2 separate regions of the Homo sapiens genome follow, and region 2 is linked to region 1. The links are chromatin loops, found by intact Hi-C in ENCODE. Cell type or tissue: endothelial cell of umbilical vein. All regions are shown on one strand. Links, peaks and the distances in the headings refer to the core of each region. The heading gives the core; the rest is flanking DNA.

What was found. A loop is a pair of places that touch in the nucleus more often than their neighbours do. Peaks named below come from ENCODE experiments on the same cell type or tissue, not always from the same donor. Only the 100,000 strongest peaks of a DNase experiment are listed, where the experiment ranks them.
Region 2: it touches region 1 in a loop (5-fold over the local background); 9 of 110 quality-filtered maps call a loop at or near these places.

The regions. Positions count from the first base shown.
Region 1 is chr11:131,668,139-131,679,323 of GRCh38, forward strand. All of the region lies in intron 1 of NTM (neurotrimin), which reads left to right. Among named protein-coding and RNA genes, the nearest start is that of NTM-AS1, 10 kb to the left of the region's middle. RefSeq lists enhancers at 2,214-2,714, 5,877-6,171, 9,524-10,127 and a silencer at 2,377-2,590. In endothelial cell of umbilical vein, for the core only: a CTCF peak has its summit at 6,012 (motif pointing left); a DNase peak (open chromatin) is centred at 6,003; H3K27me3 peaks cover 351 bases.
Region 2 is chr11:131,033,250-131,044,434 of GRCh38, forward strand. No RefSeq gene overlaps it. Among named protein-coding and RNA genes, the nearest start is that of SNX19, 120 kb to the left of the region's middle. RefSeq lists enhancers at 1-292, 5,533-5,602. In endothelial cell of umbilical vein, for the core only: a CTCF peak has its summit at 5,488; no DNase peak of the experiment used is centred there; H3K27me3 peaks cover 114 bases.

The DNA.
Region 1 (11,185 bases), core at 1,705-9,704:
TGGAACACGAGCCTGGGCTGTTAGTGTCTATATTATATCACCTTACGTTCTTGTGGCAGAGGACTTTGGAAGCACTTTGTGTCATGCATATATGTGTGCATGTATATCTACCTCTATCTATCTATCTATCTATCTATCTATCTATCTATCTATCTGTAAATAAATATCTTCTACAGCACTTACTATCAGCAATGCCTGGATATTCCTAAGTATTCCCAGGTAGTACTACTAATTGTGAGTGGAGATTTTAAAAAAAAAACAAAAACCTTGATTATATGTTACAAGTCCCTAAGTGGTTGGGCTGTGGCCCCTCACCTGCTTGTAGCTTTGAGTGGAGAAAGGACAGCACCCGCGTGGCCACCGAAACAAGCTCTCCTGGCCCTTTCCCCTGTTGGATAGGAACAAGGGGCAGGATATAATGAGTCTAAAGCAGAGACTTAAGATGACTCCTTTCTTCCCCCTTCTAATCCCCAATTTCAGACAAACATGGGGCCCAGAAGTGAGTGAGGGAATTAAATTAAGGAACACAATTTCTCCCTGTCATTGAACTCTGACTAATGAGTCTATTTCTGGGTAATAAGAAGGAGCAGGAAGTGACAAGGCAGTGTAATGAATTAGTGGCCCAGAACCTCGTTAGTCAGAATAATCTTTCCACGAAAGGTAAATGATGCAAACGTTAATTATAAAGCCAGGGTGGAAATGCATCCCATTATTTGGCTTCCTAAGAAATCTATCCCAGTTATTATGAGGCATTTCAAACAACAATAACAATAATAATAAAGTAAGGCTCAGTGAGAACTTTAGTCCTTGGGGAGACTTGTTCCACTGGTGGTGGCCGGTAGGGGGAGCACAGCTTTCTGCTTTCAAAAGGGGCTGGAGCTTGGGGAAGCCACCACGCCCCTCTGGGTTTTGTACCAGGAAAGATGCGGTAGAGTCCCTGTCCCGGTTTCTCTGTGCCCCGTAGGGTTGGTCATTCAGGGCTGTCCACTCTAGTCATCCAGATCCAGATGAGGTGAGGAGTTTAACTAGAAGTTTCCCCCATCCAAAGAGAGAGAGAGAGAGAGAGAACAAGGCTGAGGATTTTGCAGGAACTCTGGCATGTTAAAGGGGGTCAGAGATCAAAACCATGGAGGAAATAGAGGTTAAGAGGTCAGGCTCTGGAATCAGCCAAGCTGAAACCCTGGCTCGCCATGATTGGAAAAGTCCCGTAGCCTGGTTTCCTGCTCTGAGAACTGGTGGCTACCAGAAGCATCTGTTTAAGGAGGTTTTTATGAGCATTAAGTGAGGTGTGCATGTGAGATACTTAGCATCCATTAAGTGCTTCATAGATGCCACTGATAATGTGTTTTGAATGCAGAGTGAAGGTTGTAGAGCTGGAAGGCATGTTAGGGGCATGTTAGGGGCATTGAAGGAGGCTACCTTGTTGCACAGGTGAGGGGGGAGGGCAACGTCACTCAGCAATTCAGCGGTGGGGGCACCGAGGCTTCCGGCTCCAGGCTCAGGTGAGGCTCTGTCATCTCAGGCTGTTTGTCATAGCCTGGGTTTTTGGCCACAGCATAGAAGGGAGGCAGCAGGGGAAAGACAGGAAGCTAAATCAGTCTCAAGAAATGCAGTTGCTGAGACCATTCCTCAGGAGAGCAAATAAACCATATTAAAACTATAAAAAAGTATCCTGCAGCTCCGTGGTAATAAACTTGTCTGTGACTTCACGGCTTAGAAGGTCCCAGCTTCTGAAGATTTGAGCGATCTCTTGCCCACAAAGGGGCCGGATAAGTCATTTGCTGAAGGGAGAGAAGTTTGAAGCAAAGATGCTGGCACTCTCCGGAGCCTCCTTCCAGGTGGCGTCCGATTGAAGCGGAGGCTGGGAGCTGCTTTTGTTTTGAAGGCTTTGTCGGTGTCTGACTGGCAACTCTTGGTAATGAGAGAAGAAAAAACAATTAATTGGAAATGAATTTTAATTGTCTCTGACTCCTCATTTGTAGGCTATTAAAATGAGTTCCCTATTAAAATATCACATCAGCTGCCTCACTCCAAGATAACAGAAGGCGCCCCAAAAGCTCTTCTCCTGCCACGTCCAGTACCCACTCCACCCTCATCCCCTTTGGCAAAAAGTGGGCTCGGAGGTTTTAAGCAAAATGAACCAAAGAAGGAAAAATAGAAAAAAATTGCTCTCAAATCTTTCCTTTCTTTCTTTCTTTCTTTCTCTCCCTCTCTCTCTTACTTTCTTCCTTCCTTCCTTCCTTTCTTTCTTTTTCTTTCTTTCTTCTTTCTTTCTTATACATTTATTTATTTTTGCTAAGGAATACATGTCTGCATTCATGTAGTATTCTGTGGCTGTCTGTTTCGTTCCCATTTCTGAGTGCTGTGGCAACGTGGGTTGGAAAGCAGGGCTCCGCTGGAGCTGGGCCTTCTCTGCCAGCTGCTCAGTCTCTACCTGGAATGGAGGCTGTAGTGGGGCTGGGGTGAGGCCAAGGGAAATGGACATGTGGTACTGGGGCAGGAGACAAGGCTAGGAGGCCTGACAGTCGAGGGCTAGGACTACTGTGTCCCCTTCTCCTCCCTGCCTCACTTGCTCCTCTACCCCACTGGGTCAGGGAGGTTCATTTCTCGACATGGATGCTGTCCGAGAGGCGTAGCCCTTCTTGGAGGCCTCAGATCTAGGCTAAAACCACCTCTGATGCTGCCCGGCGAGGTGGCTGTGTGATCAGAGCCAGCCCCTTCCCCTCTGCTCCCTCTGTGAGCAATCCTAGGTATTCACTCAGTAGATGCTAAAGGCCTGGGGCCCAGGAGGCTCCCAGGGAATGTGGCCCCCAGCCCCTTCTGAAAACAGACGTCCTTCCCTCTGCTTCACTGTCGGCAGAGGCTCCCCTCTTCCTCCTGCTCTGTCCTTTCTCACTCCATCCTCCCTTCTCTGTTTCCTGCCCCCATCATCTTTCTTCTGACCCTTCCTCCCAGCCCTGTTTCTCTCCAAGCAAAAGCGCCAGGAATTCCTGCCCAACAGGCTCTGCTCAAGAACTTGCTAGGAGGCTTTTGGCCCTTGCCTTTCTAGGTAAGGTCTGCACTCAGCAACTTTATGGATGCCAGGAGGGAGCCATTCCTATCTCCCCCAGGCAGAGGCATAATCAGCCTAGAAGGCCAGTTCCACCCCTAGCCTCCCTGGGGCGCTATCTGGCGTCTATACTCATCCTCCCCGCCCAACCCCATCACTGCACACTTTATTTATGGAAGGCCAGGGACACCTGTCTCCATCCTTCTACATTACCTGCATATTCACAGGATCCACCACAGCTCCTGCTTGCCTGGGCCTTGTCAGCTCTGGGCTTGCAGAGAATGTGGTTGAATCAGTGTTAGCCCTGGGCTGGCAGGGCCTACCGGTGGCTGCCCTCACCCTCCTCTGGGCTGGCAGGGCCTACCGGTGGCTACCCTCACCCTCCTCTGGAGCCCACGCTGGGCTGGGCATATCTGCGACTTGGCAGAGGTGGCAAATGGCTCAGAGCCCTGTGAGAACCACCAAGACTCAGCGGTATAGGAAGCAGACGCCTTGGGCTAATTCACAGGCCACTGGAGAGTGACAAAGCGCCCATCGACAGTGGTCGATCAAAGAAGTGGCATCGAAAGTGGCAAAGAGAAGTGTGTCCCCTGAGCTCGCCTCAGAGTAATGACCTGGACGCTGGTGGAGGCAATGATATTTGTTGGTTTGAGAGCTAAGGCCCCTCTGAAGGCCAAGTCAAGGTTTGGGGGCTCCAAACCTTGGACAGCAGCAGGTGCTTGGCTCCGGGACAAAGAGGCCTCTGTCCCGGCTCCACCTGAGAGCACTGGGCTGGCTGTTGGCTGCCCCCTGGCTGCACCGCCTCTCAGCAGCAGATGGCCAGGGGCCCGCAGCGTGCCCTCGCTGTGTTCCTCTCCACGTGCACATCCCTTTCTCTTTGTCTTTCTACACAAATTGCCTGTTTCTGGAGTGGACTCGGCTTTCCACACCATGGGTCCGGGAGGACCGGCCTTCTTGGCAGGTGTGGGAGGAACAAGCCTGCGTGGTGCTGTCCCTCCCTCCCCACCAGGAGCAGAGCAGCAAGGGGACCCTTGAACATTTCCCCTCTGGGGAGGCCTCAAAGCATAGCACAGGCCCGAATGCATTGAGGGTTCAGGCAGGGATGCCAGCGAGCCAGGCTTCTGGGGCCAGGTGAAGGCAGAGGCGGCGACTTGAGCAAATGAGCCTCCTTTGAAGGCACCGCACCCCCACCGAGGACACTGGGCCTGCTTCACGAAGCACGCGTGGGCGTGTTTGGATGAGCGCTGTGTGGCTCTGCAGCTCCGAGGAAACCGCATCAGACACCCCGACAGCTGGAGTGCCTCACCCTTTCAGTCTCCCTGGGATTCCAGGCCATTCTCTTCGGCCTGGCCTCTTCCTATTCACCCATCAGACCAGGCTCAAACCCACCTTGTCTTGTTCATGGTGCTGTAGGCTGGCATTAATTGTATGACAGAATGTTTATTCATATATATATTTTCCCACTAGACTCTGGTGCCAATAGGAAAGGGACACAATTCTACTTAGGTATTTAGTACTCCTGGTACATAGTAGGGCCTCTGTGGAGGCTTATGGAATTCAAATACCCATGGACCAGCCTTGGCCTCTTCTTTCTGGCCTTCAAAAGAAAGGCTTTGCGATAAGTTCTCCCTTAAAACAGAGAAGACCACGGTGCCGGGGTGGGGGTGGGGTGTGACCGTGTTCCTTGCCTATTTCCCTTACAACAGAGAAGACCACGGTGCCGGGGTGGGGGTGGGGTGTGACCGTGTTCCTTGCCTATTTCCCTTACAACAGAGAAGACCACGGTGCCGGGGTGGGGGTGGGGAGTGACCGTGTTCCTTGTCTATTTCCCTTAAAACAGAGAAGACCACGGTGCCGGGGTGGGGGTGGGGAGTGACCTCGTTCCTTGTCTATTTTAGGCTTTAGCCTAAAAATAGATGGGGATGGAGAGGGCTAGGGAGGGCAGGAGGGTCAGAAAACTCCTGAGGTTTCTGGTGGTAAATTGTGAGTACAACAATGGATCAAGAAGGTGACCCCAGAACCCTTGCTGTGTGCCCACTGGGGTACAGCTGGTGACCAGGAGGATGCTCAGGGCTGCCTGTGGGCTCCTGAGTGGAGAGACTTGAGGTTGACCAGTCCATTTCCACTAACTTTGTAGGATGCCTACCTTAGAGGACAAAGGAGGCTGGTGGCCTTCTCTGAGCAGGGCATTATGGTGGCCCCAAAAGGATCACAGGGCCCTTTCTGCCAGCCCCCAGGCCTGTACTTTGTAAGAACTGCAAATTGTGTCCTCATTGTCTGTGTGTATGTGTTTCAGTGTGTGTGTCTTTCTTCTTATCTCTTCATCATCTGGGTCACCTGCCCACCTCTGGACAAAGCTTGCATTTAAATATGGTGCCAGACAGTGACGTGATACAGTTAGCGGGTGATGCTTGCTGCTCTAATTTTGTCTGCTTTTGGGAACTCTGCAAAAATGCTCTTCCATCCCTCACTGGGAGCACTGCTGGACAAATGGTACTAAAGGGACCTGTACCTTGGGGGGCCCAGGTGACACCTGAGACCCTCTGTAGACAGCATGGCAGCCCTCCACTCTCTCGGCTCTCCTTCCTGAGGCTGGAGAACAGAGATCTCACGTTTGCAGAAGTCCTTTTAAAACAAAGTGCCAGAACAAGGATTTGACATCACCAGTGAGAAAAAATAAATTCATTTTTGCCCACACCTCCACTCCCCCGTCTGTTGGTGTCAGACTCTGATGGGTTGAAAGGCGGCACAAAGAGAAAGAGGGTAGGGAGATGATGGCAACTCGGGGAGATAATTGACTTCAGAAATGCTATGTCTTGGATGTAGGAAGAAAACAAGTGAAAATATGTTATTTTACAACCTTGATACTTCTGACCTCATGGAAAAAACATACACACACAGCGTAGGGTGAGCAGGTAGGCAGGAGGAAGGGTCCTAGCACGGGGTGCGGGCGCCCTCGCGTGGCCATGAGAAGTAGTGCCACACGCACACGTTCTCTTTCCCAGAGAAGCAGACGTGCTGCACAAGTGCTTGGCCACCGCCTACACTGAAACTGGAAAGAGCTCACTGAAAAGGAATGCAGTTCATAAAAAGTCTTCCTTCTCTACCCAAGACATTCTTGTCACTCCTAGGGCTGTCATTCTTGAAAAGGAGAGGCTGGTATAGTAGGAAGAAAGCTCAATCCTAAAGCTCAGTTTGGTGTTTGTGGCTTAGCGGCTGGACGTCCTTAGTGTGTCTTGGCTTGTCGCCTGTAAAGTGATCAGCATGACCTGGATGGTGCTTCTGCTTCCCTGCAGCTGGGATGCTCTGGCCTTGAGGATGCTGAAACACCAGAGAGCTGGCCACTCGCTGGTATCAGTCGGGCAAGCGAACTCTTTGTGTGGGATTGCTTCATTTCATTTGAAGTCATTCATTGCTATGATTGTAGTCTTTTTCTGGTTCCCATGAATCTGGTGTTGGCTCAGTGTAACAGAACCAGCCTTATTGTTCCCATTTGCAGTTACAAGAATATTGCCATTGTTATTTGCAAGCCTGATTTCCCTGTCTGGTTACCTGTAATGCTGCTTCTCTGAAATTCTCTGAAAGACAGAAAAACCTTCCCCGCGGGATATAGGTTATCAGGCACCTAAACTCATTGCAGCTCCAAGACATGCATGGATTAGGGACCAAGATGTGGGGCTCATAGTTTACAGAATTTGGTCTTATATTCTCCCTTTCATCTGGATCTTCATACAGCTACTCACTTGCTGCTAGAAAAGAAAGCTCCCAGTGTGCCAGATGGATTCCAAAGTCCCATTTCCTGCATTCATCCCACCATATTTGAAGACTCTTTTCTTTTCAAATGCTTAGCCCGGGTGAGCAGACCTCAACCTTCGCCTAGCACCCATCTTCCTGATCCTGCCTGAGCTTCCAGATCCCCAGTTCCATCTTTACTTTGGTTCTTGTATAAGACGAAGAGAGCATTTATCTTTTCTGTTTAAACCCTTGGGATATTTCTGTTTAGCAAGACAGCAATTTCGGGCAGCTACACTGTTTTATTAAGTATATTAAACAGCAGAGTAGCTCATCTGTTGTCGACTGGCTTTCTTGGCTCAAACCCAATATATCACGGGTGGTTTTCCCAACACATTTTTAAATTCTTATTACTGGCTAGGATATGATTTCACAAATGTTATTATAATAATTCATTAGTATCTTACATAACCAGTAATACAGACTGAACCTTTGCCAAATGCATTGTTATAACTTTTTGGAATGGTGGCCGCATTAATTAATCATTGCTTGTTGAGTGCCTACTATGAGCAAGAGAATTTGCATTTTTGTTCTTTCATTTCTCATGACAGCCCAATAAGGGAGGTAGGATTATCTCATTTTAACCAAAGGAGACTCTGAGGCCGAGGGAGGCTGAGCGGCTTACTCGAGTTCTCGCAGCTGCTATATCCTAGAGGAGACCAAATTCACACCCAGCTTGGACTCCAAAGCTTGTACATTTCTCATCATGTGACCCTCCACCCACAGACTGTCTGAGTACAAAATTCCACAGAGGGCCTTGACTTAGAAGACCCTCTGCCAGCATTTTGTCTGTGGTTTTGTGTGTCGTCTCAGATGAAGGTGACTCAAGACTTCAGGCAGAGGATGTTTTCCATTTAAATCCCCTAAAAGAAAATGGCCCTGTTTCTAGAAGAGAGAAAAGCCCAGACGTCTGCTTGACTTTGCTTCCAGGGGCAAGGACTGGGGTCCAGATCCATAATCTGGGAGAGTCTTTTATGGCTTTCACCTTTGGTGTTGAAGAGGACTGGCAAGCAAACCCCTTGGACCAATGGTTTCACCCTTGGAAACTTAGCTGGGTAGGTCCATGTCACCATGGGACTGGACTGACATTTAGCCAGATTTTGAAATGAGAGACTTGAACCTGAACCCTTGCTTTTCTCTTCTGGATAATTTGATTTTTAGCAAGAGGCTGTTGGAAGACACAAAGGTCCATTTTGTCTCAAAACAGGTGAACATAGGGAAGAGAAACTGAAAAGGGAGGCTTTGGGAGCACATAACTGTTTTCAGATATTTAAGTGCTGTTTGGTAGAAAAGGAATGAGATGTTTTCTGTATAATTACATAAAACAAAACCAAGACTGATGGACAGAAGTTATTTGGGAGCAATCTGTTCAATATAAAGGAAATTTTAAGGGTCTAAGCTACCCAAAGAAGTGAAGGGCTGCGTTGGAGTTTTTCTAGCACTGAGGGTGTGTGTATCTGTGTGTGTGTGTGTGTCTGTGCCTGTGTACATGCGTGTGCGGGGGTATGCCTGTGTGTGCGCATGCATGCGTGACTGTGAACCTGCATATGCACATAGTGGAGGGAGCACATAAGAGACAGAAGGTTTTATCAGACGACCTTCACAATTCCATATTTTCAGGAAGTCTATAATTAAATGTTTTAACATGGGCCTTCAGGCACCACAATTAGCCATTGGAGAGACAGATTTGCTCAAGAAGTCTGCCTGGTGCACTTTTTCTTCGTTGAAAATTTTAAACCTTCAAAAATGTAATAAAAGTAGTGTATTGAACAGCTTCCCTCCATATTTACTATGCACCTTCTAAGAACAAGGCGTCTTCTTCCACAGCCACAACACAAGGTATGAATTCCAGAGACTTAGCCCAGATCCACTTCAGCCTCTGGAGTAGTCTGAATAATGTCCGTTATTACAGTCGCCTCACGACGGACCTGTCCACTTAGCTGCGTTCTGTTGCCATATCTCTTTAGACTCTTCGTATCTGGAGCAGTGCTGTTGCCTTTGTCTTTCCTGACACTGACATTTTTGATGATGACAGACTGATTGGTAGTGTTGGGCACTTTTCAGATGTTGCCCAAATCACCAGCAGCTAGATCTGCCTCTGGCATCTAATACATATGGAAACCGCACGGTGGGATAGGAGGAACTCTGTGCCCTGGTGGCCTCAGGTCCCCGAGCCCTGCCCTGCTTGCAAGCACAACTTATGTGGGAGGCAGTGAGTGCCAGGAATGGATGCTCAAGGCCTGAAGTCTGTCCTGCCACTTCAGGCCATTTGAGTTTGCGCAGATCACCCGCCTCCCGTGGAGGTCCACTTCCTCTTCTCTGCAGTGAGGACCTTTCGTGGCAGTGTTGGGAATGACATGGCATATTACAGGTAGAAGTCCTTAATAAACTCTAGCAAAGTGCTAGACCAATGCAATCGTTTATTATTTATTTTTAACATATCAGCGAGGTGCCTGAAGCTAGAACTGCATAGTGAGATTGAAAAACTTGTGAGGAAAACTATGGGGAAAGATGAAAGCCAGGCTGGCCAGGCAGGACGGCTGCATACGCAGCCATACATGACCCTGAGCTCCTCTCCAGTTGTCAAGTGGTGATCCCTCTGTGCCCACTTCCAAAGCCTCTGGTACCAGCAATGTCCATGGCTTATTGAGCATTTACTGAGGGTCAAGCGCTTTGCCAAGAGAAGCCCAAATTCTCATAAGAACCCAGAAAGTTCCTATGAGCAATATGTTAAGATGCAGAGATAGAGTTTCAGAGAGGTTACGCCATTTGCTCAACCTCATGCAGTCAGGAAATGTCAGGACTGAACAGCACATTACCAGCGCCCTGCAGAGGCCTGGCATCCTTGTCCCCTCCACTCCTCCTATGCCATCCTTGGTGGCCCTATAACACAGAGCCTTGTGACACACAGCTGGTCAGCAAGCCCTACTATAAAGTCACAGGGTTGATTTGAATCTGCAAGTGATCAGCTCTCCTGAAGCAGGACCTTGTCTCTTCACTGATATGCAGATGTATGCTAATAGGCTCCAGAGTCACCCTTCCCTCCACCACCTTCTCAGCTTTATTTATTTACTGACTTGATGAAGTGAAGAGGCTGGAGAACTAAGGAATTCATGAGCATTGCAGCTTCCGGGGCCCCTGGTAACAAACTCCCTGTCTCCCTTTTCCTGCCTGGGGCCCAGACTGGACCGGGGTTTGAGGGAGGAGAGAACACAGGTGCCTGACCATGTGCTGATGAGGCCCTGGACAGCCTTCTAAGGGCACACCCTGGGCACTCGTGAGTTGTCTCCATGTGGGTTTCAGTGGGGTCTGGTGGCTGGATGGCCTGACCATCACAGGGGTAGGTGGCTCAGCCCTCTGGCTCTGGGCAGTGCCCAGGTCTGGCCCAGCGCTGACCACTCAGCTTTCTGCTCTCTGGTATTTCTGCTCTATTCAACACAGAAGCCATGAGGGCAGCTGAGGCCCCAAGGGCAAGGTCTTCTGAGTCCTGCTTGATCATGGCAGAGAAAGAGGAGCATTTGAAACAGATGCCCTTCCTCCTGTACTCCCTCTCCCAGTGTGGAGCTGTGAGATGCAGGAAAGGCCTGACTACTGGGGCTAGGAGTTTTAGACATTCTACTGCCCAATGCTGCTACATGTCACAGTTCCTCAAGGGCATTGCTCTTTTCTTCCTTCTCTCTCTCTTCCTCTTCTCCCATCTCTTTCTTTGGCAAGAGCTCTTGGAGCTCCTGTTTCTTTTCCACCTTGGGGAAGAGGTTGTCACTGGATCTGTCCACTTTCTATGACTGAGCCTCTCGTGTCTGGACTTCTGACGCTCCGTGTGAAGCAGAGGCATGGCCAGAAGCGAGGCTAGAACAAGGCTGTCCGGGACGGGGCCTGCACATCGGTGCATGGAGAGAGAGTGGTTCAGGAGCCCCACAAGCAGCTACCTTCGGCTAACACGTCCGTCTTCTTGCACACAGCTTCCTCTGACATCATTTTATCATAGTTATTGCAGCTATCATGTTACATGATTGCTTTTAAAATAAAAAATATCTCATTTCTGGAGAAAGTGCTCACAGAGAGCAGCTGCTGCCCCTGTCCACTCTCTTCTCCATTCATGCTCTGTGCCCACTCAGGGCTGGAATCCCCTCTAGGCCACCGTCGTTTGCTCCATGATCTGCTCACAGATGGAAGTCAGCCCCCCTGACATTTGGGAATCTGCTGCCTCCCACATCAGAACCTGCTCCCTCCAGCTCTTCACCCATCTCCTCCCCTGTGCTTGAGTCCAGATAGCCTCCATGTGCAAAGACACAGAAGGGCGTTCCATGCATGAAAAGAAGAAAGTGCAATGGAAAGAAGTAG
Region 2 (11,185 bases), core at 1,844-9,843, 630 kb before region 1:
GGGAAAACTGCAAGTCATCACCTCCTCTGCTGCGCTGAGCTTGCCGCAGAGAGCAAGGTCACCTCAGCACATTCCATTGGTATCTACTGTGGCCCTGTCTCCCTCATTTCCTTTCTCTCCACCCACACACCCCTGCCTCCCTCTGCAGAGCATCATAGACCTTATCCCTCATCTCTCCAACCTGCTTCCAAAGTCTAAGCATCCACTTGTCCCTGAAGGAGAGCCAGGTTTCCACACTATGCTGCCTGACCTGCCACTGTGGCCATTACCAGACCTCTCTACAGGAAATGTGCCCCTCCCCACACCCAGGGCAGGCTGAGTCAGCAGGGGAAGGATGGCTGGAGTGGCAGAATCAGGTTCAGCAAGCACAACAGGCTTAGACCAGTGACAGCCTCACCTGGGCTCTTGGCTGTTGAGTTGTAGCCTTGGCTCTGCCTCTGATTTGACAAGTGATATAGGCTTAAAGAAGCTATGCCCAAAAGATACTCTTTCCAAGTCTGCTGCAAAGAGGGACATGTTGATTAAGTTAACATTTCCCCAGCACTCACTAAGTGCCAGGCACTCTTCTAGATAATTTACAAGCCCTTATTTAATCTTCCCATCAACCCATAAGGTAACTACTCTTATGACTCCCATTTTACAGAGGAGAAAGCTGAAAAGCAGATAGGATAAGAAACTTGTTCAAGGTCACAGCTTTAGTAAAACTGAAGAGTTGGGATTTCTACATTCTCAAACACTTCTTCCTTCTACCTTTCAAAAATGACTTTTTACATTATTTTCTCTCCAGATGATAACTAGAGGGTAGAATGTGGTAGGCAATTCCTAAGAGGACCCCATGATGTGCACCCCTTGGTGTTACTCTCTGTATAACTTTTCCCACTTCAGTGCAGGTAGAACCTATGATTTGCTTCTGGCAATAAAATATGGCAAATGTGATGAGATGTCATGACCATGATTTTGTTACATTATATGAGACTTGTCTTGGCAGACTAGAGTGAGAGAGACTCTCCTGCTGGCTGTGAAGAAGAAAACAGCCATGAACTGCCTATAGAGAAAGCCATTTGTTAGAGCACTTCTGGTGGACCTGAAGGCAGCCTCTAGCCAACAGCCAGTGGGAATTGGAGGTCTTTGGTCCTATGTCTGCAAGGAAGTAAACTCTGCCAACAACCTAAATGAACTTGGAATTAAATTCTTCCCCAGTCAAACCTCCAGATGAGGATGCAGCATGGCTGATACCTTGATCACAGCTGATGAGACCCTCAGCAGAGGACCCATCTAAGCCATGCTGAGATTCCTAAACTACATAAACTGTAAGATAATAACTACGTGCTGCAGTAAGCTGCTAAGTTTATGGTAATATGTTATGCAGCAATAGAAAATTAATACAGGTTAAAAAATTTGCTGAATATGATACCCTTAGTAAAATTAAAGAGCTGAGATTTGAATCCAGATGTGTCTGACATGAGTCCCCATTCTTAACCACTTATCTATTCTACCTCTTCCACCATTCTCTCCAACCTCTTCTGGCCACTGCTTCGTGGCAACCTTCTACCCTTGGTTGCTGAGCACCAATGATGTCTTATTTGTAGAGTTCACCTTGAAGGCATTGTCTCTGATGGTAGGATTTCGAAAGTACGAGGATCCAATTCACTATGTGTTAGAAATGACTCTAACACATGAATTAAAATAAGATCTACAAGCCTCTAGTCTATAACATTCTCCATTTTTTTTTTTTTTTTTTTTTTGAGAGAGAGTCTCGCTCTGTCGCCCAGGCTGGAGTGCAGTGGCGCGATCTCAGCTCACTGCGACCTCTGCCTCCCTGGTTCAAGTGATTCTTCTGTCTCAGCCTCCAGAGTAGCTGGGACTACAGGTGCATGCCATCACGCACGGTTAATTTTTGTATTTTTAGTAGAGATGGGGTTTCACCAACTTTCTCCATTTTATTCTTCTGTTTCCTTCAAATAGGAGCAAGGTCTTTGAATGAGAAGAAGGATGGAAGAAATATAAGATCAGTAACCACATTTGGTTGACTGGAGTTTGGCGCCCAAGTCACCACTATCTGAAGATGGAGGGAATGTCATTTTTGGAAAGGAGCACATTTCTGTGGCTGCTTTCTCCCTCCTCACTAAGCTTCAGAACTCCTATGGTGATTTAGCCTTGACGTTTTTAAAGTTATTTTTTAAGGTTTAATAATATATCAAGATAGATTTCCTAGGTCAGATGAGTAGCTGCCCCAGTCAAGGCTGGTCATGTTTACCAAGGCTCTGTGCACTGCACATAGACAAGGGAGTGGAAATATCCAGAGCTGCTGCCTAGCTGATCCCCGAAAGAGCAAGATTTTAGGAACTACGAGAAAGCTGAAATCAAAGGACAATGACCAATGGAACACTTTAGTAACTGCCAGAGATTTGTGTGTGCAGGCATATCAGTGACAAATGAGGCCACCAGAAATGTGCCATTTGCTGAATGGTCTATCAGAAAGCTGGTCAGAGGTGGCTCATAGTCATTATGGAAACCTCAGTTTATGGTGTCTCCAGAATGAGTTGTCTTTAGCTTCCCTATTATTTTGTATAATCCAAGCACCCAACTGATTCATCCATATTTTTGTTTTCTACCCTACTTCTTTTATTCTTTCTGCATGACCCTTGGCCAGTGAATTGTCCGAATGCAGCTAATCTTATCTGAAACCTGACTGGGAGGCATACTGATGTGCCCACAGCTCTAATCTGTTGGAATAAAACAGGCAAGATGTTTTTTTTTTTTTTTTTTGAGACAGAGTCTCACTGCATTGTCCAGGCTGGAGTGCAGTGGCGCGATCTCGGCTCACTGCAACCTCCACCTCCTGGGTTCAAGCGATTCTCTTCAGCCTCCTGAGTAGCTAGGATTACAGGTGTGCGCCACCACACCCAGCTAACTTTTATATTTTTAGAGATGGGGTTTCACCATGTTGGCCAGGCTGGTCTTGAACTCCTGACCTCAAGTGATCTACCTGCCTCAGCCTCCCAAAGTGCTGGGATTACAGGCATGAGCCACTGCGCCTGGCTGCAAGATCTTAATTCTATAGGTTTGCATATACTGTGTGCATGTATGTATGTGTGTATATACACACACATATATATACACTCACATGCACACATACACATACATGAATGTATATGTGTATGTGTGTGTGTGTATATATATGTATACTACAGGATTGGCTGCAAGCCTTTGATAACAAATAGAAAAATACTGTTTATATTCACATGGGGAAGGGCTTGACTATCAGAACTGAGCTCTTCACAACATAATTACAACTTACTGAGTGCTGTGGCTCTGGTGAACAATGAAGATATAATCAGTGTACCTATTTGTCCTCCTGGATTCCAGCTGCTGAAGCAATTTCTTTTTCACAGAACCGGCAGTTTTGCGGCTCTTGTGAAAATCCACCGTTTCTCCCCTGAAATCCTGTGAAATGGAGCTCGCCAGTGGAAGGACTGTGAAAGCAGCCTGGTTCTTGCATCATCTCCATGAAATTAGGCAGATCATATTTTCAGCACTGCTATCCTGATTGCATGTTTGTTTAAAATGACAGTTGATGTTGTGTATCTCTTTCATTAGGGAAGCTCAATGATCTTGACATTATTAACTAACTGCAGTACTTGCCGCATATAAACACTAATCCGTAGAGACATCTCAGATAGTACTTGAAGAAAAACAAGGCACTTTGAGTGTGAGGAACCAACAGAAGGATCTTGGCCATATGTAGAATTTGACAGGTGCATTATCAGCTATTCACAAGCAAGTCATTTTCCACGAGGCCTAAACACCAAGGTACGGAGGGCAGACGTCAGCGTCTGGGTTCAAGCACTTAATGGGGCCAGATGAGGTGAAGGGGAGACTGGGGACTCCTGGAGGAGGATGAAAGCCAGAGTAGAACCAATGGGCTTTCTTTTCTCTTGTTCTCTGAGCCCTGGCTGCACTAAGCACTGAATGCCAGGTAACAAGGCCGATAGAAACAGGAATTATCCCTTTGTCTTCTAGATGTTTTAATTGCACGGGCACACTGAAGTCCTGATTCCAAATGATCAGAATTTGGTGGGCTAGGACAGCAGTCTCCATCCTTTTTGGAACCAGGGACCGGTTTTCTGGAAGACAAGTTTTCCATGGATTTCGTTTGATTCTCATAAGGAGTGCACAACCTAGATCCCTCAGATGCGTAGTTCACAGTAGGGTTCACGCTCCCATGAGAATCTAATGCTGCTGCTGATCCGACAGGAGGCGGAGGTCAGGCGGTCATGCTCACTGGCCGGCCACTCATCTCCTGTTGTGCAGCCTGGTTCCTAACAGGCCACAGACCGGTAGGGCTTTGTGGCCTGGGGGCGTTGAGGACCCCTGGGCTAGGAGACCTGGATATGATTTTGGTGTTTTCTCATCCACTGTTTTTAGAGTCTGTGTGCCCTATTACCTCTTGTGGATACTGCCCCTTCAATAATAGGGAAGGGCTGGGTGGGAGGTGATAGGATGCTCCCACTCTACATCAAAGGACTTTCTGATGGTAGAGGATTCTGGTGACACTCACCTCTCTTCCTCAGTGAGACTCCTTTGTGGCTACTCCCTCCCGACCTGACCTTCCAGCCTGTCCCTCGCATGCTGCTCCTCTGAAAAGCCACTTTGCTGACAGTGAGGGTATTCCAGCGAGGCTCTGCTCCCACTCAGTCCTGCCTTTCCATCTTCTTGCTCTACTCCTTTCTAGCTGGTCCCATTTGTCCCTTCAGTTCCTGGGCTACACACTCCCCTCCCCCAACTCCACCTGCAGCACTTCCCCGAGAAGCCTACAAGCCTGCTGGATGCTTAAAAAGGGGATCCAACATTAGGTCTTTGCTGACCCCACGTGGTCCACTGTGGTTCCACGCTAGTCTGTTTCTGGCACAGACCTCCAATCCCCAATCTCATCGTGATTTTGGGAATGGAAAAAACAGTCACGTAATAATGACTCTTGTGAGAAGAAAGGGATAGGGTAAAGGAGTAAAATTATTTTTAGGTCTGTCAAAAAGAGGGAGCAATCTTTTTTGTTTGTTTGTTTGTTTTGGAGACAGGGTCTCTCTCTGTTGCCCAGGCCGGAGTGCAGTGGTGGACTCACTGCTCCCTGCAGCCTTGACCTTCCGGGATCACGGGATCCTCCCACCTCCCAGCCTCCTGAGTAGCTAGGGCTACAGGCACCTACCACCACGCCCAGCCATTTTTGTTTAATTTTTGTAGAGATAGGGTCTCACTATGTTGCACAGGCTGTCTTCGACTCTGGACTCGAGGGTTCCTCCCATCTTGGCCTTTCAGAGTGCTGAGATTACAGGAGTGAGCCACTGCACCTGGCAAGTGGGAGAAATCTTGATATCTTCAAAATAATTGCTTTTACCTCCCTTTTTTCCTTTTCCTCTTCCTCACGGATGTCATTAATTTTGCTTTGTTGTTCCTTCTCCAGAATGGGGAATGTGAAGGTGGAGTGGGTATTGTTGGCCAAACCAAGAATACACCACATAGGGGCAGCAGAGAGTTTATTATAGACGAATGAGCTAGAGACGGGGCGGATCTAAACATCATGACAGTGACCTCCACTGATGGCTTGAATGTACATGTTCCTGAACTGCTTAAAATACAAGTCCAACGTCAGCACAGTACTAGAAAGCTCAATTGCAGAAGGTTTGCATTGTATGATCAGTTCACCATGGAAATAGTAGTAAGCATCTCCATGTAAGAGGGTGACCATCTTTTCTGAGTTGTCTAAGGCAGTCTCAATTTGCTTCCGAGGTCCTAAGTTAATTATAAATAGCACCTCCCTTCAGTTTCAAATGTATTCAGATTTGGGTGATGGCGGACACACTCACCCTATGCACAAGTTCTCTGGTGTCTTTAACTGGCCTAAATTCCAGATGAGACCAGTTCTGGGAGTGGGAGGGGATGAGCAAGAGTCAACAAGAAAAATAACTTTTAAGATGGGTTTTGAAAGTGAGTTTGGCAATAAAAATGGTAAACAAACAACCCCCAAAAATATATAACCAAAGCAGAAGAGCGGAGATGGGAATGTGAGATAAACTAAGAGGTTCCAGAAAAGTTAAACATGGAAAGATCCCCAGATGTATCTGTGTCTGTAAGTGGGAAAGAAAACTTCGATAGGCTGCTGGCCTTGGATGGAAAGGGCATCATTATTGGCAGTAAGAGTTTGGATATGACAATTTATTAATCGAGAACTTTTGATCCTTCTTTTTAGACCCTTATCCATTGGGCTGTCTTCAGGGTTTTAATAGGTGGAAGATCAGCCTGGCCCTTTGCCAAGGGAAATGATAATGTATTCTTTTTGTTTTCCAAAGTGTTCATGTGGGAATTGTTAATTTCTGAAATATAAGAGTTGATCTGGTGTTTGATCACACAGGGGACACCCACCATCTGCCATAGGACCTTTGCCCTTCTGGAAAATTACTGAACCACAGTATATCAAAATGATACACAAACAAAAATCAATTGCTTGAGATTCCAACTCTGACCACAGAGTCAATAAGAATGACAAGGATAAATTTGTTCTTCCCTTAAATGCTCTTACAATACAAATAGAGTGAAACTCAAGTATGGAGACAGGTGTAGAGAAACACTTGAAGATTGGGGAAGGCAGAAGAAGTGGGAGAATCCAAAAGAGGATAATAGGGTCAAGGACAGAAAATAAATAGAACAAGAAAGTAGACATGAGGAAAACCACCAGAAAAAAGCCCTAAGTCCTCTTCTTTCTTGAAAATTGTATACGCTCTTGTTATTTTTCTGCAACTTTTTCATGTGTCTCAAGGGTAGAAAAGGAAGTAATGGCAACTGCAAATAGCTCTGTGGTGCTTGCCAGAAGCTGGGAGATGGGGAGATGATCGTCCTATAGAAAAGGGTGCAGAATCAGTGCATTTAGGCAAAGTAACGATGATGCTGCTAATGGTAAGAATGTAATGATAGCTAATTCTTCTTGAGCTCTTAAAATGTGTCAGGCATTTTCTGAAGTGCATGTTTTTTAATTCTTTAATTTTTATAACTACTGTTTAAGATAGGCTATATTACAATTTTTATTTTAAAAATGGAGAAACTAAGGCACAAAGCAGCCAAGTTAATTGCCCAAGTCACACGACCAGTAAATGTCAGATTTCAGATGTAAGGCAATTGATTAGAAATGGAGATGAAAGGAAGTTTTTGACTCTATCCAAGATTCAATGAACATAGTGAAAGACATTCAAGGAAAATTTCCAGAGGCTAAATATGAAACAAAATCACCTTAATTTCACATATTTATTCAAGAAAGAAAATCAAATGCCCATGGTTGAGGGTGAGATAAATGGGTTTGTAGATCTGTCTTCCAAGATATGTTTGTGGCTAATTCAGTCTATGCCTTAATACTCATTATTTATATATGTAATAACTAAACTTATTATATTATTATTGTAACCTTTTTATATGTATGCTTGCCTGATATTTTAGTGTGGAGGTTGGGGATGTGGAAGATAGGTCAGACACTAAGTAATATTTTATGAAACAAATGATCTGGAAAAGGTTTGTGAAAGATGACATAAGTGATGGGGACTCATAAGGAAAAGAATGTGTCTTACAGAATGAAGGACACTCACCCAAGATTTGGCAGCAAGATCATAGAGCAAAACGAGGGCATCAGATTACAGGGACATTTGCTGAAGTTAAGGGGATCACTCTTATCCTGATTTCTACTGCCTTTGTTTATCATGCATAAAGCAATTACGCGAACTTAAAGTATAATAATAAAAAAATAGTAATAAAGAAACTCTTCTCTCAAGGAGTTTATATTTTGGCTGGAAAGACTGGATCTACATAACAAGGTATTTGCTAATATTCAACCCAGGTAGATTGCAGCCTCCGCAACGGCAAAGACTGTATCAACTCGAATAAAAGGAAATCAGCTAAAAATGGCTCAGTCAAGAAGATATTTATCTCACAGAACAAGGATTTCAGAGACGGGGTGTGGTCACTTTGACTAATTCACTGGTTCAAAGTTATGCCCAAGCTGCAGGATTCACTTCTCTGTGATTGTCTTGGCTTTCCCCTCATGGTTGCAAGACCACTCCTGCTGTTCCAGAAGTCCCAGGTGGTGTCAATGTCTAGAGTCATAAAAGGAAATGCCTTTCCAGTTTTAAGAATAAGTGAGACCTTCCAAGAAGTCTCTCAACACATCAGTCATAGGCCAAAGTTGCCTCATGCACTCAGGACTAAACCAATAACTTGTAAAAAACAGTGGCAGGTAAAACTGCCAGCACCTTAGCATGAATCAAGGGAGTGGCATCCAGTTCTGCTGGTAGCCATCGTATTATTCACTGCCGCCTGCTCACAGTAAAGAACAATGCCAGTTTCACTTAAAAATGTCCTTGATGAAGCAATAAAAGTTACTAATTTCATTAAATCTTGGCCCATCAATACGTGTCTTTTTAATATACTATGTGACAAACTGGTAGGTACACCTAAGGCACTTCTGTTGCATTCTGAAGTATGATTGTTTCCTGGTCATCTTGAGGCAAAAATGCATGTGTGCTTACGTGAGTTATAAGCTGAAGTATTTAATGTTTCCACAGAACACCATTTTTACTTGAAAGAACAACAGAGAAACTATGATTATTCAGACGTGGGTATTTGGCAGACATTTTCCCAAAAATGAATGAAGTGAGTCACTTCAAGGAAAACAACCAACAGTGTTTGTTGACAATAATAAAATTTGAGTTTTCAAGTGAAAATTGGAATTTTGGAAAAATCAGTATCTGTGTCCGCTTGACAGTTTCTCAGTATTTAAAGATTTTTGTGATGAAATTAGTGGCAATGTTAACAAATGTAGTTTTTAAAATTTTGTCTCAGAGTAAACAAGTCAACATTTGGAAGATCTGAATAATTCAGTGAACCAATATTTTCCAAATGACCAAGGCATGCTGTTACAAAATCATGCATGAGTAAATGATTCATACAAAGAACAAGAGAAATAAATGGATTTTAGTGAAACATAATAGAAAAAGTTCATGGACTTGGTTTAAGATTCCACATTGCAACTAAGCTAAATTACCACTTGTCAAGTTTTGGAATATCAAAGAAGAATATCCACAATTAGCTAAAAAGGAAATATTCCTCTTTCTCTCTCTCTCTCTCTCTTTTTAATTGCATACCTGTATTATTAAAGATGAGATTTTCTTCCTATACTTCAACCCAAACAAGTATTGCAGCAGATTGAATGGAGAGGCAGTGATGGGATGCAGCTGTCTTCTATTAAGCCATGTTTAAGAGATTTACAAAGGTGCAGCCCAGTGCCACTCATCTAACCAAATCGTTTTGGAAGATGTAATTATTCTTCATTAAAAATGTATTATTTATGTTAACATGTACTGGGCTTATTATTGTTCGTTTAAAATGAATTTACAATTTTTTTTTAAATTCTGAATTTTGAATTCTAAAATGGTAAGTATAAATAGAAATAACCCATATAAACAAAAGGTCATTGAAGAGGGTATTCTGAAGAGTTGAAGTCCTGAGACCAAAAAGTTTGGGAATTGCTCGCTTAAAGAAACAAGATTCATGCCTGGGCCTGGGAGGAACCAGTCTGCCTTGAAGCAGATGGATACCTGATACCTGAATCCTGAACCAGTTAGGAATCCTGTCAGGAAGGAACAGGGGGAGGCTGGGTGGCCACTCAGTGTTTGTCACAGAGATCATTCGGTAAGAAATGGAAACTGGAAGTAAAAGCTACTCTTACAAGAGGGAAAACCATAGTGCCACTGAGGAAACAAGGCCCACAGATGTTGATGACCGTGACTTCTCCTTCTTTCCTCTCTTATTTTAGAAAAGAGAGACTCAATGCATTTAGGAGGCAAGGAGGGCAAGCACCAGTGGAGAAGACAGTATACAAAGTAGAGAAAACAAGGCCAAGCGCGGAGTCTCACCTATAGTCCCAGCACTTTGGGAGCCGAGGTGTAATGAATGCTTGGTGTAGATTAGGGACTACTGAAATGCTTGTTCTGTGAACCTCTGCTTCTAAGGACAGTTGTGACCTGGAGGTATTTTATACTGCTGGAGGAGCTCAGGGATGGGGCACACCTGGGGGGTCATGGAATGCACCTGCAGTCAGGTTCCACAGAGGCTGAAGGCCTGCTTTGCACAGTCTCACTGGGCTGTCATCCAGGGTGCCTTACCCACCTGCAGCCATCTTGCTCCTGTCTCTGACTCCTTAAGACTCTGTGTTTTCTCTCTTATTCCATCTCATGACCCCTAATCCAAACTGCCCTTAGCTTCAGCTTCTCTGGGCCACTGGCTATGAAAATTTAGCCCCTCATCTTGCTCCTAGTCTTACCCTTTCTTGCACACGCTGTTCTCTTGACCTGGAAGGGCCTCCCTTGGTTTCCCATCTGGCAAACACCTATTCATCTCTCAAGATCCAGCTCTAGACTTTCAAATTCTGTGATATTTTCCTGGGTTCTCTAGGAAGCATTAATTATTTCCTTCTCCCCACAGCTTTTTATTTGCGTCTTTGCTATAGCCATTCTTACAGGGGATCAGGCTTTGCTGGTTCCACACGTTACCCAGAGTATGCTTGGAGCTCCAGGGAGTAGAGGCTTCGCATTACTGTCAATGGACATGCAGCACCCGGAGAAGAAACAGCCTAAGGAATGTGTTTCACGAATGCTTGGGAATCAGTGAAAGAATGAGAGCAACATCTCAGGGCTGATTCTCTGAGCCATGTGTATAGGCAAGCCTTCATTCTCTACACAGTTCACCCCACTTACTCATTCTCCTTTCTTTTTCTCATTCTTCTTTGCCCTCAACCAGAAGCCTGAGCCTTTCATCTGGTGTTCAGGGAGCCCACTTCTCACCTAGGGCCCAGCGGCTGAATCATCATTACCAATTAGAATACATAGGTATTGTCATTTAGCATAAGTTTTCACAAGGCAGCGTCCTGTCCATACTAAGTAGTTATGCATGTGGGTACACTGGATGGAGGATGCTTTTCAAACAGTGAATTGATTAACCTATTAACTGGTATGTATTGAGTCCATGCAACGTGCCTGGTACTAGTGATGTGGGATTGAGGGAGGAAGAAGTTATATTTTTATGCAATTGTCACTATTTGGTGCTAACAAAATTACCTCTAAACTCAAGGAGTTTTTATATAGCTGGG